2 separate regions of the Homo sapiens genome follow, and region 2 is linked to region 1. The links are chromatin loops, found by intact Hi-C in ENCODE. Cell type or tissue: thyroid gland. All regions are shown on one strand. Each heading gives the region's core, and the rest is flanking DNA. Links, peaks and the distances in the headings are about the cores only.

The links. Hi-C counts contacts between places; a loop is a spot of excess contacts. Peaks named below come from ENCODE experiments on the same cell type or tissue, not always from the same donor. Only the 100,000 strongest peaks of a DNase experiment are listed, where the experiment ranks them.
Region 2: a loop joins it to region 1, with 3.0 times the contacts of the local background. A loop is called at or near these places in 39 of 110 quality-filtered maps.

What each region holds. Positions count from the first base shown.
Region 1 is chr11:94,166,206-94,175,800 of GRCh38, forward strand. All of the region lies in intron 2 of PANX1 (pannexin 1), which reads left to right. Among named protein-coding and RNA genes, the nearest start is that of PANX1, 42 kb to the left of the region's middle. In thyroid gland, for the core only: a CTCF peak has its summit at 5,671 (motif pointing right); a DNase peak (open chromatin) is centred at 5,665.
Region 2 is chr11:94,420,935-94,425,934 of GRCh38, forward strand. The region is part of intron 19 of MRE11 (MRE11 double strand break repair nuclease); the gene reads right to left. Among named protein-coding and RNA genes, the nearest start is that of GPR83, 22 kb to the left of the region's middle. In thyroid gland, for the core only: a CTCF peak has its summit at 2,835; a DNase peak (open chromatin) is centred at 2,777; H3K27ac peaks cover 1,763 bases.

The sequences.
Region 1 (9,595 bases), core at 2,900-7,899:
TGTTAGAGTATTCTGTATTTGTCTGTGTACTTACTTTTACCAGTGAGTCTGTATTTTTAGATGATTTCTTGTTGCTCCTTACCATCCTTTTCTTTCAGACTGAAGAACTCCTTTTACCATGTCTCGTAAGACAGTTCTAGTGTTGATGAAATACCTCAGCTTTTGTTTGTCTGGGAAAGTCTTTATTTCACCTTTATGTTTGAAGGATAACTTTGCTGGTGATGATATTCTAGGTTGGAAGCTTTTTTCCTTTAGTGCTTTGAATATGTCATCCCACTCCCTCCTGGACTGTAAGGTTTCCACTGAAAAGTCTGCTGCCAGATATCTTGGAACTCTTTTATATGTAATTTGCATCTTTTCACCTGGTGTTTTTGGGATCCTTTCTTTGTCCTTCACCTTTGAAAGTTGGATTATTGTATTCCTTGAGGTAGTCTTGCTTGGGTTGAGTCTTCTTTGTGTCCTTTAACCTTCTCATACCTGCATATTATATCAGGCATCTATCTGGTGCTTTATTTTATTGTGACTGAGCCTGATATCTAAGTTGCAAGACAGTATCCTCTGTACTCTTTCCTCTCCTTTGCCCAAGTTGAAAGATCTCTCCCCAAGCTGCACTGCTTGGAGTTGGGAGAGAGGTGATGCAGGTGTTCCCATGGCTGGTACAGTTAATGTCGTACTGGGTCACATCCCAAGCCCACTGCTTCTAAGACCAGTGCAGCACCAGGGCTTGTCCAAGGCCTACAGTTACTATGTCCTGATTGGCACTCAGATTTATTTGGGGCCCTAAGTCACTTTAGTCAGTTGGTGGTGAAGCCAGCAGGAGTCACTTTTCTCCCACTGGGGCAGAAGATTCCCCTCTGGCCCAGGGCTGGTCTAAATGCTTCTTTTGTGGGACCTGGCAGAAGTCTGCCTGGTGTTGTGTGAGGCTTTGACAAGGCAGCACTGAGTTCCAGTGCAAAGTCGCATACTCATTTTGCTCTCCCTCCTTCAAGCACACGGATTCTTCTCCAGACTGCACTGCCTGGGTTTAGGGGAGGGGTGGTGTAAGCAGTGCAAGACCGTACTTCCTACTCTCTTCAATGCCACTTTCGTTGTTATGTTAAAACCAGGTACAGTGATTGCTCCTCTGATTTTTTAGTTCTTAGGAGGGTGCTTTCTTGCATGGATACTTTATATCTTTTTATATTGTCTATCTCCTAATGGGGGTCAATCATTGGAGGGTTCAATTCAGCCATTTTGCTCTGCCTCCTCTTATGTACTGTCAAATTCTTGCTCAGGTTTTTCACATATGATATTCAGCACTCACTAGGAAATAACTAGATGTACAAGAAAACCAAGAGAAAAATCAGAAATAGAAACAAACCTGTTGGAGATCCAGATAGTGGATTGATCAACCATGCATTTTAACTAATCATTAATCATATATTCAAAGAATTATGATTATATGGAGATTTTTTACGTAGAACTGACTGAAAACTGCACCAAAATAATCAAATAGAAATTCTTGAGCTGAAAACATTTAGTCACAGTTGATTTCAGCTAACGTTGATTGAGGGCCTACCATATGCTGGAATGTATGTGCAGTGGCAGAAAGCCACAGATGACATGGTCCCTTCATCAAGGAGCTTGTTGTTTAGTGGAAAAAATAAACATGGAAGAAGGCAGTGAGAGGGAATAATCAGCTAAATGGTAAAAGGAGAGTGTTTCAGACAGTAGTGAACTCTGTTAAATGCTGCTGCAGAGAAGCCAGTGCAGTCTGGGAGAAATACAACTTACTGGATTTAATGAAAATATTGGGGATCCAGCAGGAATGATTTTAGTGGAGAAGTGGGAGGCAGATGGCTGTGGTGAAGAGTGAATGGGAGGTAAGGAAATGAAGATGATTAGACAATTTCTTCACAATTTTTTTTCCCTTTTCATAAACTCTCTCTTCCTGATAACCAGAAGAGAGAGGAACAAGCTGGGTGACAACTGGAAGGAAAATACAGGCCCAAAAGCACAAAAAAAGCACTGTCTGGGAGGGTGGGAAGCACTTTCTGGGGGAGGCGTGGCCTGTTGGGGGCATTGGGGCCTTGATTAACTATGATGCAGGGTAGGCTAGGTTACAGGGGACTTTGAAAACTAACCAGATGGATGGGCTAAATGCTGGGGACAGCGGGAGCCATTGCAGGTACCTGAGCAGGGTGAACTTGGCGGTTCCAAGAGTTAAGCCTCAGTAATGGTGTACAGGAGAGAATAGAGGCAGGGAGAGCCACTTGGTAAGCACAGAGTGAGGGTTCTAATTAGGGAACAGAAAGGAAAAGAAGCAGTTTTGTCCAAGAAGGCAAAGAGCAAACAAAAAGCAATACTCTTATGTCTTATTGCTGATTAGAAGATCACGCAAAAGGATAGTCGAAAGTGACATCAAGGGCCTAGACCAGGGTCAGCAAACTTCTGCAGAGGGCCAGATCATAAAGTTTTTTTGTCATTGCAGATCACATGGTCACTGTCGCAGCTACTTAGTTCTGCAGAGTAGACATGATTGCTTGTGGCCAGATTTGGCTCAGGGGCAGCAGTTTGCTGATCCTTGGTCTAGAGTGACAGCAGTTGAGATCTAGGGTGACAGCAGTGGAGGTGGGAAGTGCATCTTTTCTAAGACTCAGGGCATCTTTTCTAAGATACGGAAGTAACAAGATGTGCTGATTGGACATGGGAAGATGAGAGAAAGATCAGGATTAAGGACATGACCAAGGTTTCAGGCACCGGATGGAATGACACCTTCATGACACTTGAAGAAGCCTGGTGAAGAAGCAGATTTTGGAGGAAAATCAAAGAGTTCTGCTTGAACATGTTGAATCAGGTGCTGTGGTCCAGATGATGTGTCAGGTGGGCAGTGAGATATGGTATCTGGAGATTGCAGGCTAGAATAGAGCTATAGATATGGCAGATTGTCAGAAAATAGATAGTGTTTAAAGCTATAGGAGTGGATGGTGTTTCTTAGGGGGTGATTATATGTAGACAGGGGCAAGGTCTGAGGGCTGCTCCAACATGGAGAGAGGGTGGGGTAGGACCAGTCAACAGAGGAGACACAGAGAGGTGGGGTGATGAGGAAAGTTAAACAGTGTGCTGTATGCTTGAAAGGCAGGGTATCTTGTAAAGAAAGATGGTGTCAATGTGATAACCTGTGTCAGATGCTGCCAAGAGTGCGAGTAAGGTGAGGACTGAGACTTAGGCTAACTCTACATTTGGGTGGTATCATGGGCTGAATTGTGTCCCCCAAAAGATATGTCGAAGTTTTAACCCAGTGTGCCCTAAACTGTGACACCTTATTTGGAAATATAATTATAGCAGATGTAATTAGTTAAGATGGGGTCTTACTGCAGTAGGGTGGGCCTTTAACTCAGTATGACTGCTATCCTCATAAGAAGAGGGGAATTTGGACACAGACATGCTCAGAGGGAAGACAACATGAAGACACTCAGGGAGAAAACAGCCGCATGCCCACAGGGGGCTGGATTGGAGTTATGCAGCCAAGCCAAGGAATGCTGGGGCGACTGGAAGCTGGAAGACGCTGGGAGGATCCTGCCATGGAGACTCGGGAGGGAGCATGGCCCTGCTAGCACCTTGATTTTGAACTCCTCACCTCTAAAACCATGAAAGAAAAAATTTCTGTGGTTTTAAGCCATCAAATTTGTGGGATTTGGTTGGTAATGCCAGGAGTTAGAGAGAAATGAAGATTCAGCCTAATTGGAGAAATAAAACCTATACCAGATAGGAATATTAGTGCATGGCTTTCTTAGGCCAGATTCAGTAATCGCAGCTGCTTTATTTCTACGTTGATCTCTTTTTCAAGTTTTTCTTTTTCTTTTTTGATAAAATATACATAACATAAAATTTACCTTTCTCTTTGTAGGTATATAGCCCAGTGGCATTAAGTACATTTACATTGTTGCGAAACCATCGCCATTACCCATCTCCTGAATTTTTCATCTTCCCAAACTGAGACCTGCATCCATTAAGCAGTAATTTTCCATTTCCCCATCCCCCCAGCCCCTGGCAACCTCCATTCTGTTTTCTGTCTCTCTGCATTTGTCTATTCTAGATACCTCATATAAGTGAAACCATACAATATTTGTCCTTTTGTGTCTGGCTTATCTCACTGAAGAAAATGTTTTCACAGTTCATTAATGTGGTGACATACATCAGAATCTCCTTCCTTTTTAAGACTGAATAACATCCCATTGTAAATTTGTACGAGATTTTGTTTATCCGTTCATCAGCGCATACTTGGGTTGCTTGCCCTTATTGGCTATTGTGAATATTGCTGCTGTGAACATCTGTTCGAGTCCTCACTTTGTTTCTTTTGGATACATACCCCAAAGTGGAATTGCTGGATTCTCTTTCAAAGATGAAAAGGTTTTCTTGTGGCTTCTCCACACTGAGCAGACTCGGGACTGTTAAGCTGTTAGGGTCCTCTCATTCAGGCTCCGAGGGCCAGAGTGATCAGTGCCTTTTCTGAGGTCGCACAGCCAGATGGCAGGTGAGCCCACATCCTTCTTCAGATTTCAGACATGTTTCCCATGTGAGAAGGTCCAGTTCTAACTTCTGTGGCTTGAGAATTCTGGACTGTAGCCTGTAGGTGATGGTCACCTGCTGATGAGCTGCAGTTCAACACAAGGAGAGTCTTTCTGGCACAATTGCTGTCCAGCAGGGGAGCCCACTGTTGACCCAGGAGTTCCTTAGTTCAGCGTGCTCATGGACTTGCGTAATTTCTTCCCATGCCTGTATTTCTTACCTTGCTACTGTTTCTTCATAGAAAACTCAGTTCCTTAGCTGTTCTGGATACTGGCTATGCCTTCCCCATGCCCTCCTCATTGCTGTCATTCTCCCAGTCACCCCTCATTCATTCAGGACTCAGTCATGCTCATCCTCCTTCACCACCCCAAGGTGACTTCTGTGTCCTCCTGGATGGCACATCTAGCCTCAGTCTCTGTCTCATCTGCAAGAACTTTTACCTCCTTTCCATTTCCATCTCCATCATGAGTTCCTGTGGCCACCTCATTCTGAACTTGCTGTCACTTGAAACTAACTTCAGGCATCCCACTCCCTGTCTCTGCCTCCTGCCCTCCAAGGCCTTCCCCAAGCACTTTCAAATAAAATGGAAGCTTGACATGAAAATATCTTGCCATAATTCTGCTTTATTAATTCTTTATCTCTTAAGACTGTAAGCTTTATGCAGGCAGAGACCATGACCATGTCTTGTTTATCCATGTACCCCTGAGACAATGCGTAGTCCATAGTGGGTGCTTGAAGACTATATGCGGAAGGGAAGAGGGCAGTGAGGTAGTTGTGTGTCCTGTTCAGAACCAGACTTGGTTCTCCAGGAGCATCCTGACAAAGGATGGGGGATTAGAGGCACAGGGTTTATTCAGCACTTCTCAATTTAATTCTGATGCTGAAGTTAGGAGAGCTCAGTTACCCCAAAGAAGTTATTCAGTGTAATATTTAAGTCAGCACTGGTATGACACTGGTATGATCAATGGTGTCATTTTTCTCCAACCGACTTTGATTTCTCCCTGTCTTCCTCCTCCCTTTCTCTCCCACTCCATGCACTACTGATGACCTCTAAGGACACACTGTGAGGCCTTTGCTGGAGATGTGGGTACAGTCTCGGGGGGTGGGGGGCACCCAGTAGGTGGCGCTCTAACACTGCTTGAGAACTGGCTTTTTTTTTTCCTTTGAGTGTTCTGTTCCCTTTGTTCAAGTTTAGAATGCGGGAGGCAACTATTAGTAAGATTTCTCTCTGAAACAGGAAAGTCCGTTTTTGACTGAAAAAAACAATAAGAAAAACAAGAACAAAATTAGGAGAGTGGGCAAATCTTTATTTCTCTTAAGTAGACTCATAGAAACTTGGTTGGAGGAATCCTCTGAGGCTTTCAGACCAGAGGCTTCCAAACCTTAGCATTGCCAGAGTGGCCTTGTGAAAATTCAGGCTCCCGAGGCCATCTAGGCCATTAGGTTGGAGCTTCTGTGGTTAAGGTCAGGAATGTGGTTTTTATCGGCTTCCCAGGAGATTCTGATGTGAGCCCATCTTGCCGTACAATGTGGGCACCACCCATCTACACCATTTCTCAAATTCTCTGTGCATGCAGATCACCTGGGGATTTTGTTGAACTTTAGGCTCTGATTCAGCAGGTCTGATAGGGACCTGCAATTCTGCATTTATAACAGACTGCCAGGTGATAACTGAGGTTTGTGGTCTATGGACCACACCACTCTTTGAGAAGCAAGAATCCAGAGCCAGGGTTGGCAGACTAGGACACACATGCTTGAGCCAAATCAGTCCATACCTGTTTTTGTAAATAAAATTTTATTGGAACACAACTGTGCCCCATTTGTTCACACATTATCTGTGGCTGCTTTTGCACTATAATGGCAGAGTTGAGCAGCTGCAACAGAGACCATGTAGCTCTCAAACCTGTAATATTTACTCTCTGGCCCTTTACAAGAAAACCCTATGGACCCTTAATCTGGAATACTCAAGCTCTCCCAGATGATCACAAACTGTATTGAAAGGGAGCTCCTTGCCTCATAGGACAATTCATTGCATTTCATAGATCCGTGGGAAGGCTGCTCCTTGTCACTTGGTTCTACTTATCTTGGTAGGCATCTTTTCCTCCTTCTGTGAACAGATACTTTGCTCGCTGTCTTCTCCAGGGCTCTCCCCATGATGGGTTCCCTCCAGCTGCACTCCAGAATGTCACCCAGTGCAAACCACAGCACCTTTGGTGCTGAATAGAAGCCATGCCATCTGTATTTTCTGCCTTCTGTAAGCTTCTCAGGGAGTGCACATTAGCTTTCTGGGGTAGCTGTTCACTCTTGACTCCCGCTGTCTAGGATTGTCTGTAAGTGCGGTATTACCTGAACAGCATATAGCCAGAACAGACATCCTTCATGCATCTTTTTACTCCACTTCCCCAGTGCAGGATGTTCTTGGTTTACCTACTTCCTACTTTCTGACTGCTTTTCTCCATTTCTTCCAAGATTCTCTTTTTGCCTGACCCTTAAATGTTATAGGGTCTCAGGCCTGTTCGTGGTCTTCTGGTCTTCTCCTTCTGCCCATTCTCCTTGGATGATCTTAACCATACAGTTGGCTTTGACCACATATGTGCTGCCAAATCCTGAATTGTACAGCTAGATTCTTTTCCTTTATTTTCAGTTATCTACTACAGACCAGGGCGTTTTGACTGCAGGTATCTCATGTTCAAAATTTCTCATCTTCTCAGGTCTGCCTCCCACCTCACTCCCGTCTGCTCTGAATCTGGGACTCTTCATTTATTTCACCTGAAGGTTCCACCCCGTCATGCCCTTGCATGAGCTACACACCCGGCGTGATCCTCAGTTCTTCTCCTTTTCCGTCCCCCTCTTCTGTGTGGACACTGAAGTGTATGTCTCCCCCATCTGTTGCTCTCAGATCTGTCTTCTCTTCCTGCCTCTCTGCCACAGTGACCTCCTGCCTGGTCTCTCTCCTTCCCATGTGTTTCTTCTTTGCCTCTGTAGTGGTTTTCTGGAATATATTTGATTTTGCCCTCTACCAGTGGTACCCCATTGTGTATGGTGTGGGAATTTGTGGCCCTCTTAATTCAGTCTCTGCTTACACTTTTTGTGAGTTTCCTAGATCTGCTATAACAAATTACAACAGAAATGTATTTCCTCCTAGTTTTGGAGGCCAGAAGTCCACAATCAAGGTGTTGCCAGAATTGGCTCCTTTTGGTGCTTTCAGGGAGAGTCTGTGATGTGCTTTCTTCTAGTTCCTGGTGGCTGCTGGCAGTCCTCTGTGTTCCTAGGGTGGTAGATGCATCACTCCAGTCTCTACCTCTGTCATCACAGGCTTCTTCCTGTGTGTCTCTGTGTCTTCATTTGGCCTTCTGATAAGGACACAAGTCATTGGATTAGGACCCACCCTAATTTATCATGACCTTATCTTAATTTAACTAATTATATTTGCAAAGACCTATTTCCAAACAGTATCACACTCTGAGGTTCCAGGTGGTCATTAGTTAGGGTTGGGGGGCAGTATTCAAGCCAGCACACCCTTCCAGCCTCTGCTCTGTCTACTTCCTCACTCACAGGCTTGTTCATTTACCTTGGTGCTCTGGATGAGTGAGAATTCAACAGACAAACACGGAGGAAAGGATTCCAAGCAGAGGAAAGAGGATTCCAAAGGGCCACAGAGGTGACATTTGTGCTGAGTCTTAACATAAGGCTTTGTTTTATTTTATTGCCGCACTGTACTTTAAGACATAGTTCAGGTGTTACCTCTTTTATGAAGCTTCCCTGACCACCTCCCCAGGGACTTTTCTGTTCCCTCAGTGCTTAGTACCTACATGTTTTGATGATTTAATTATCAGCTTGTGTTCCCATCTGTCCTGTGTAATCTTGGGGCAGACTCTGTGCCTAGTCTGTGGGGGCCGTGCATCCAGCCCACTGCCTAGCACATAGCAGGTCCCCAGGAGATGTTTTTGAGTGAATTTACCCATCTGCACTTAATCCCCTAAGATGAGGTCACATGCATTTTAGGGGAGGAGTTGTTCAGTCCGAATTGGATGGTTCTTTGCCTTCGATGAGGTAGAGAGGATTTGAATATGGAGGGAAGTTGTACTGCTCACCCTCTAGGTTCCTTCCATCTGGAGGTTTCTGTTGTTTTAACTATAACCCATTCCAGAAACAGCACACATTTTTAAGGCAGATAGACTGAAAATTGTAGTTGGACAGCTGCTTGGTCCCACAATGATTTGAGAAGTTTCCCTATTCTTGGAAGAGCTCAATACTCACTCGAACATCATGCAGAATAGTGCCATCATGGCTTCAAGAGATGCTGAGCATCCCAGGCCTAATGTGGAGTTGACACAGCTTATGAACAAAGCTGTTTCCATCTGCAGATGCACCCTCAAAGCCCTGCAGCTTTTCCATATTTCTTATTTGAAATTAAAGACTGTAATTTTGTGTTATTTTGGATTCTTATTTCCTGTTTTACTACATTTTTATAGAATCACTGAAAGTTGCCTTTTTATTTTGGTGGGAAAAAAATAAAAAGAGGTTTTAGTGTGGAGAAAACCAAGAGATGTGGCATTAAATGATGTTATTATAGTGGTGATCAAGGTACAAGGCTATTTTAGGGAAATTTACACCCTATATGTAATTTGTTTTTCTAATTACAATGAGCTGTGCTGAACTATTCATTGTACCACTTATTGTACCAAATTATTGTACCACTTGGGCATGTTTAAAAATACCACAGACTGTAAATAGTCACTTTTTAATTCAAGGGAACAGTTCGAAGTGAAATGCCATTATTCAAATAGCTTTGAAACAAAAGTGACTTATACAGATGTTTCACAAGCCCATGTTAGAAAAAGTTTTCTCCCTGTGGTTCCCAGATAGAATGCCTGGCTTTCGTGGTTATGGAAGCAGCAGAAACTCTGTGTCATGCACTTATGTTTTTAAACTAATGGGCACCCTTCTGATTGGGCAAGAATTAAATGAACATTCCTTCTCCCCACAGCCAGCTATGAATTATGCAGCCAAAATTCAGCTAATCACAGCCTGCTTTGTGTGT
Region 2 (5,000 bases), core at 1-5,000, 250 kb after region 1:
GGCAGGAGAATGGCGTGAAACTGGGAGGCAGAGCTTACAGTGAGCTGAGATCGTGCCACTGCACTCCAGCCTCGGCGACAGAGCGAGAGACTCCATCTCAAAAAAAAAAAAGAGTTCCCATGCTATTGGGCTATAGATTGTATGCATGGTAAGAATAAATAGGAATATCAGATATTAACTAATAATTTAATTAAAGAGAATGAAAACAAACCTCAGATAAGCCCAATTATATAATTTTATGAAGATAAAACCAATTCTTACGTATTCTATAAATATTCAGAAAATAAAGCAAATTTGTTTATAAGTTTTTTATTTGTGTTTAAGACATTAAAAGAAATTAAAAGAAATTATTTGATGCTAGGCTTTGTTGGTGGTATCAGCACTTCCAAATGTTAGCTAAATTAACTATCTCTGATGAGTAATGGATGCCTTAAGAAATATAAATTCATTTTCATTTATTGATTCATTTTCTGCTGCTATCAAAGACAAAACTTAAATAAACCAGAGACAAATCCAAATGAAGTCTAATAGATAATTTGCTAATAGTTTGTCTTTGCAGTTAACATGAACTAGTATACAAATTTTTAACTGTAACATATAACCGCATATATATCCAGATGTTTTGGAATAAACAATAATTGCTCACTTCCCTCCTGGAAGCAACATGTTAGTATTTAATAGGTAGAATGAGCTCTTGCTGCCATTTTTCTTGGCAGCCTGAGTTGAGTCCTCTCAAGCTGTTTTAAACCACAGCTTAAATACAGGGAACATGGCAGCAGCAGCCAAAGCTAAAAATGAAAGGTGTAAGTCACAGGCTACAACGTAGATAAACCTTCAGGTACTTACGCTATGTGAAATAAGCCAGTCACAAAAAGGCAAATACTATATGATTCTACTTCTATGAAGTACCTAGAGTAGTTGAATTCATAGAAAGAGAAAGTGGAATGGTAGTTACCAGGGGATGAAGAAGGGGAAACAGAGACTTGTTATTTCAGGGATATAGATTTTCAGTTTTGCAAAATGAAAAAGTGCTGAAGATCTGTTTAATATGGATCTATTTAACACTACTGAACTGTACACTTAATAATGGTTAGTTTTATGTTATGCTTTTGCTACAATTAACAATTTTTTAAATAAAAAAATAAATGAAAGGGGTCATGGGCCTAAGAGAAACACTTTCAAGCAAATCAACAAAAACTAGCAAAGGCCCTTCAAATGGCAGCCTTGAAGGAAAGGGGAAGGGCAGTATCCTTCAGTCATGTAGTTTTATTTAAACTTAATTGAAACAGCAAATTAATAAAGGCAAGAGGTAAGTCCTGACTTATAACTCTTCCTCTTCCTCCTCCTCCTCATTCATGGTGGGGAGATTTCATGGTTGCAGACGCGATCTGGAACTGGAGTTTTTTCCAGACATCCTCCCAGAGAACATTTCGGACAATGCCTGAATACCTGTATGTCATGAAATCACCACCATGCGCCACCCTCTACATGACACATGTAGAGCATATAGTGAGTACTTAATAAATATTCATTAAAGTAATATTAAAAGCTCTTGGGATATCATCATCATCATCATCATTTCTCCAAATATAAGTAAATGGTAGAAGCTAAAAAAAATTCCGATCCCACTGTTAACTGGGCAAATAAGAACTGAGTGAATATCATATTTTAAAAATCTACAGGACTTTTATATCTGAGGTATTACACTGATGGGCACTCAACATATGTTACTTGTTAACTCTTAACATTAACTATAGTTCAAAGGAAGGTTATCAATGAAACTATTTTTTTTTTTTGAGATGGAGTTTCGCTCGTGTTGCCCAGGCTGGAGTGCAATGGTGCAATCTTGGCTCACTGCAACCTCCACTTCCCAGGTTCAAGCGATTCTCCTGCCTCAGCCTCCTGAGTAGGTGGGATTACAGGCATGTGCCACCATGTCCGGCTAATTTTGTATTTTCAGTAGAGACGGGGTTTCTCCATGTTGGTCAGGCTGGTCATGAACTCCCGACCTCAGGTGATCCGCCTGCCTCAGCCTTCCAAAGTGCTGGGATTACAGGCATGAGCTACCGCGCCCAGCCTGAAACTATTTTTAAAAATAATTTTTAGTGGAAGAAGGACAAGATGGCCAACTAGACAGGGCCAAGAAGCACCACTGCCACTAATAAAGACCAAAATATCGAGTAAGCCAACATATTTTGAGCAGATCTTTGGAGAAAAAGCACCAAGAGCTGATAGAGAGGTGATACAAACTGGAAGCTGAAGAGGGAGGAAGCTGGTAACCTTGTGGGGGTTGCCCAATGCCAGGGCTGGTTCTTGGCCTTGAAAGGCTCCTAGAAAGGGGTGAGTGAATGGATGATGGGGCAGCACACTCTCACTATGGACCTCAGAGATCCTAGCTACAAGATTCCATGCCCCCTGGAGACGTTTCAACTGGCAGGGGGATTGGCCCAAACAGTAGGCAGAGACAGAGCTCCAGAATACATGGAGCCCAGGGGTTTTCATATCTAAGGCAGCTGCAGCAGAAGGTGGCCATAGGCGCCCATCCCCTAAGACTTCTTATTTCCCCTGGAGTAGGACTAGCCCCACCTGAATGCTGGGGCAGGCCAGCCTGGGGCCAGCTTCCCTGTGGGACAGAGGAACATCTGTTCTGCAGGCCCTCCTCCCCTACAGCCCCTTCCAGGGCCCCTGCCAAGCTGCCCTGCAGGAATGTGTGCACAGGGCAGCCTCTGCTGCCTAGCCTTGTTTTTTGCTGGTGGTTCCACCTGAGTACCTTCCTGGCAGCCTGGGAGCATTTCAGATTCCCCAGCACAGCTGGTGCCTGACCCTGAGGGTCCAGACGATGGAGCCACAGGCTGGTCCCAGTGCTACAGGGCTACAGCACACAGCTGGGGCTGTCGAGCTAAGAGCTGGGGCTGGCACTCAAGTAGGGGAGAAATCCCACTTTCAGAACACTGAAAGGAGTGAGACACGTGGGTTCGTGGGCCAGTGCAGGAATGGGACATGCCTTCCTCCACAGTGCTGGTCTGGGAAGGGTGTGGCCTGTCTGGCAGCCATGGCCTCTGTCTAAGGGAGCCCTGCAACCCAAGACACCAAACAACAGTAATGCAGGTACAGTGCCAGTGATAGGAGGGACCTCACCCATGGTCCAGGAGTGGCCCTTATGAGTGGTCATCTCTCTCCCCAACCCCACCACAGAGCACGGCTGTGAACACACAGAAATACAAAAGAACTATGCAGCTGAGTAAGAGCCTATCCACTGGACACTAATGTTAAATGCCAGCTACTGGATCACAGCCAAAATTACAACACCAAAATAATTCTGCCAATATACATCTCTGTGACACCCAGGGCAAGAATCTAGGCACAGTAAAGATCTATATAGAGCTGTGGCCCTCTGAAAGCACCCAGAAACAAGGCCAGTTGACTATACTCGACTTACACTGCAGTTAAAGGAACAATAGCCCTCTAACATGAGAAAGAATCAGTGCAAGAATTCTGGCAATTCAAAAAGCCAGAATGTCCCCTTACCTCCAAATGAGCCTGCTAGCTCACCAACAATAGTTCTTAACCAGATTGAAGTTACTGAAAGACAGACATACAATTTAGAATCTGGATGGCAGGGAAGCTCATCAAGATTCAGGAGAAAGTTAAAACCCAATCCAATGAATCCAGTAAAACAATTTTACAAAGGTAAAATAGCCATTTTAAGAAAGAACCATACTGAACTTCTGGAATTGAAAATTTCACTACAAGGATTTCATAATACAACTGAAAGTATTAACAACATAACAGACCAAACTGAGGAAAGAATCTCAGAGCTTCAAAACCAGTTCTTCAAATCTACTTGGTCAGAGAAAAATAAAGGAAAAAGAATGAAGAAGAATGGAAAAAAAAAACCTCTGAGAAATATGAGATTATGTAAAGAGGCAAAACCTATGACTCATTGGCATTCCTGAGAGAGAAGAGAGAATAAGCAATATGGAAAACATATTCGAGGATACAGTCCAGAAAAATTTCTCCAATCGTGCTAGAAAGGTTGACATGCAAATTAAGAAATACAGAGAATTCCTATCAGACATTATATAAGATGACCATCCCCAAGGCACAGTCATGAGATTCACCAAGGTCAACATGAAAGAAAAGATCTTAAAGGCAGCTAGACAGAAGGGTCAGGTCACTTACAAAGGGAACCCCATCAGGCTACCAGCGGACATCTCGGCAGAAACCTTACAAGCCAGAAGAGACTGGGGACCTATTTTCTGCATCCTTAAAGAAAAAAGAAATTCTAACCAAGAATTTCATATCCCACCAAACTAAGCTTCATAAGCAAAGGAGAAATAAAATCCTTCTCAGGCAAGCAAATGCTGAGGAATTCATTACAACTAGATCAGCCTTACAAGAGGTCCTTAATAGAGTGCTAAACATGGAAACAAAAAACCACCACCTACTACCACAAAAACACACTTAAGGACATAGCTTAGAGACACTATAAAGCAACTACATAATCAAGTCTACAAAACAACCAGCTAACAATACGATGGCAGGATCGAAATCTCATATATCAATACTAACTCTGAATATAAATTGTCTAAATGTCACTACTTAAAAGGAATACAGTGGCAAGTTGGATAAAAGGACAAGACCTGACTGCTGTCATCAAGAGACCCATTTCACATGTAATGACACACACAGGCTCAAAGTAAAGGGATGGAGAAAGATCTAACATGCAAATGAAAAACAAAAAAGGGCAGGAGTCACAATTCTTTTATCAGATATAGCCGATTTTAAACCAACCAACAGTAAAAAGGGACAAAGAAAGGTATTATATAATGATAAACGGTTTGATTCAACAGGAAGACCTAACTATGCCAAATATATACATGCCCAGATTCATAAATCAAGTTCTGCTTAACCTAAAAAAAGACTCAGACAGCAACAGAGTAATAGTGGGAGGCTTCAACACCCCACTGACAGTGTTAGAAAGAACATCCAGGCAGAAA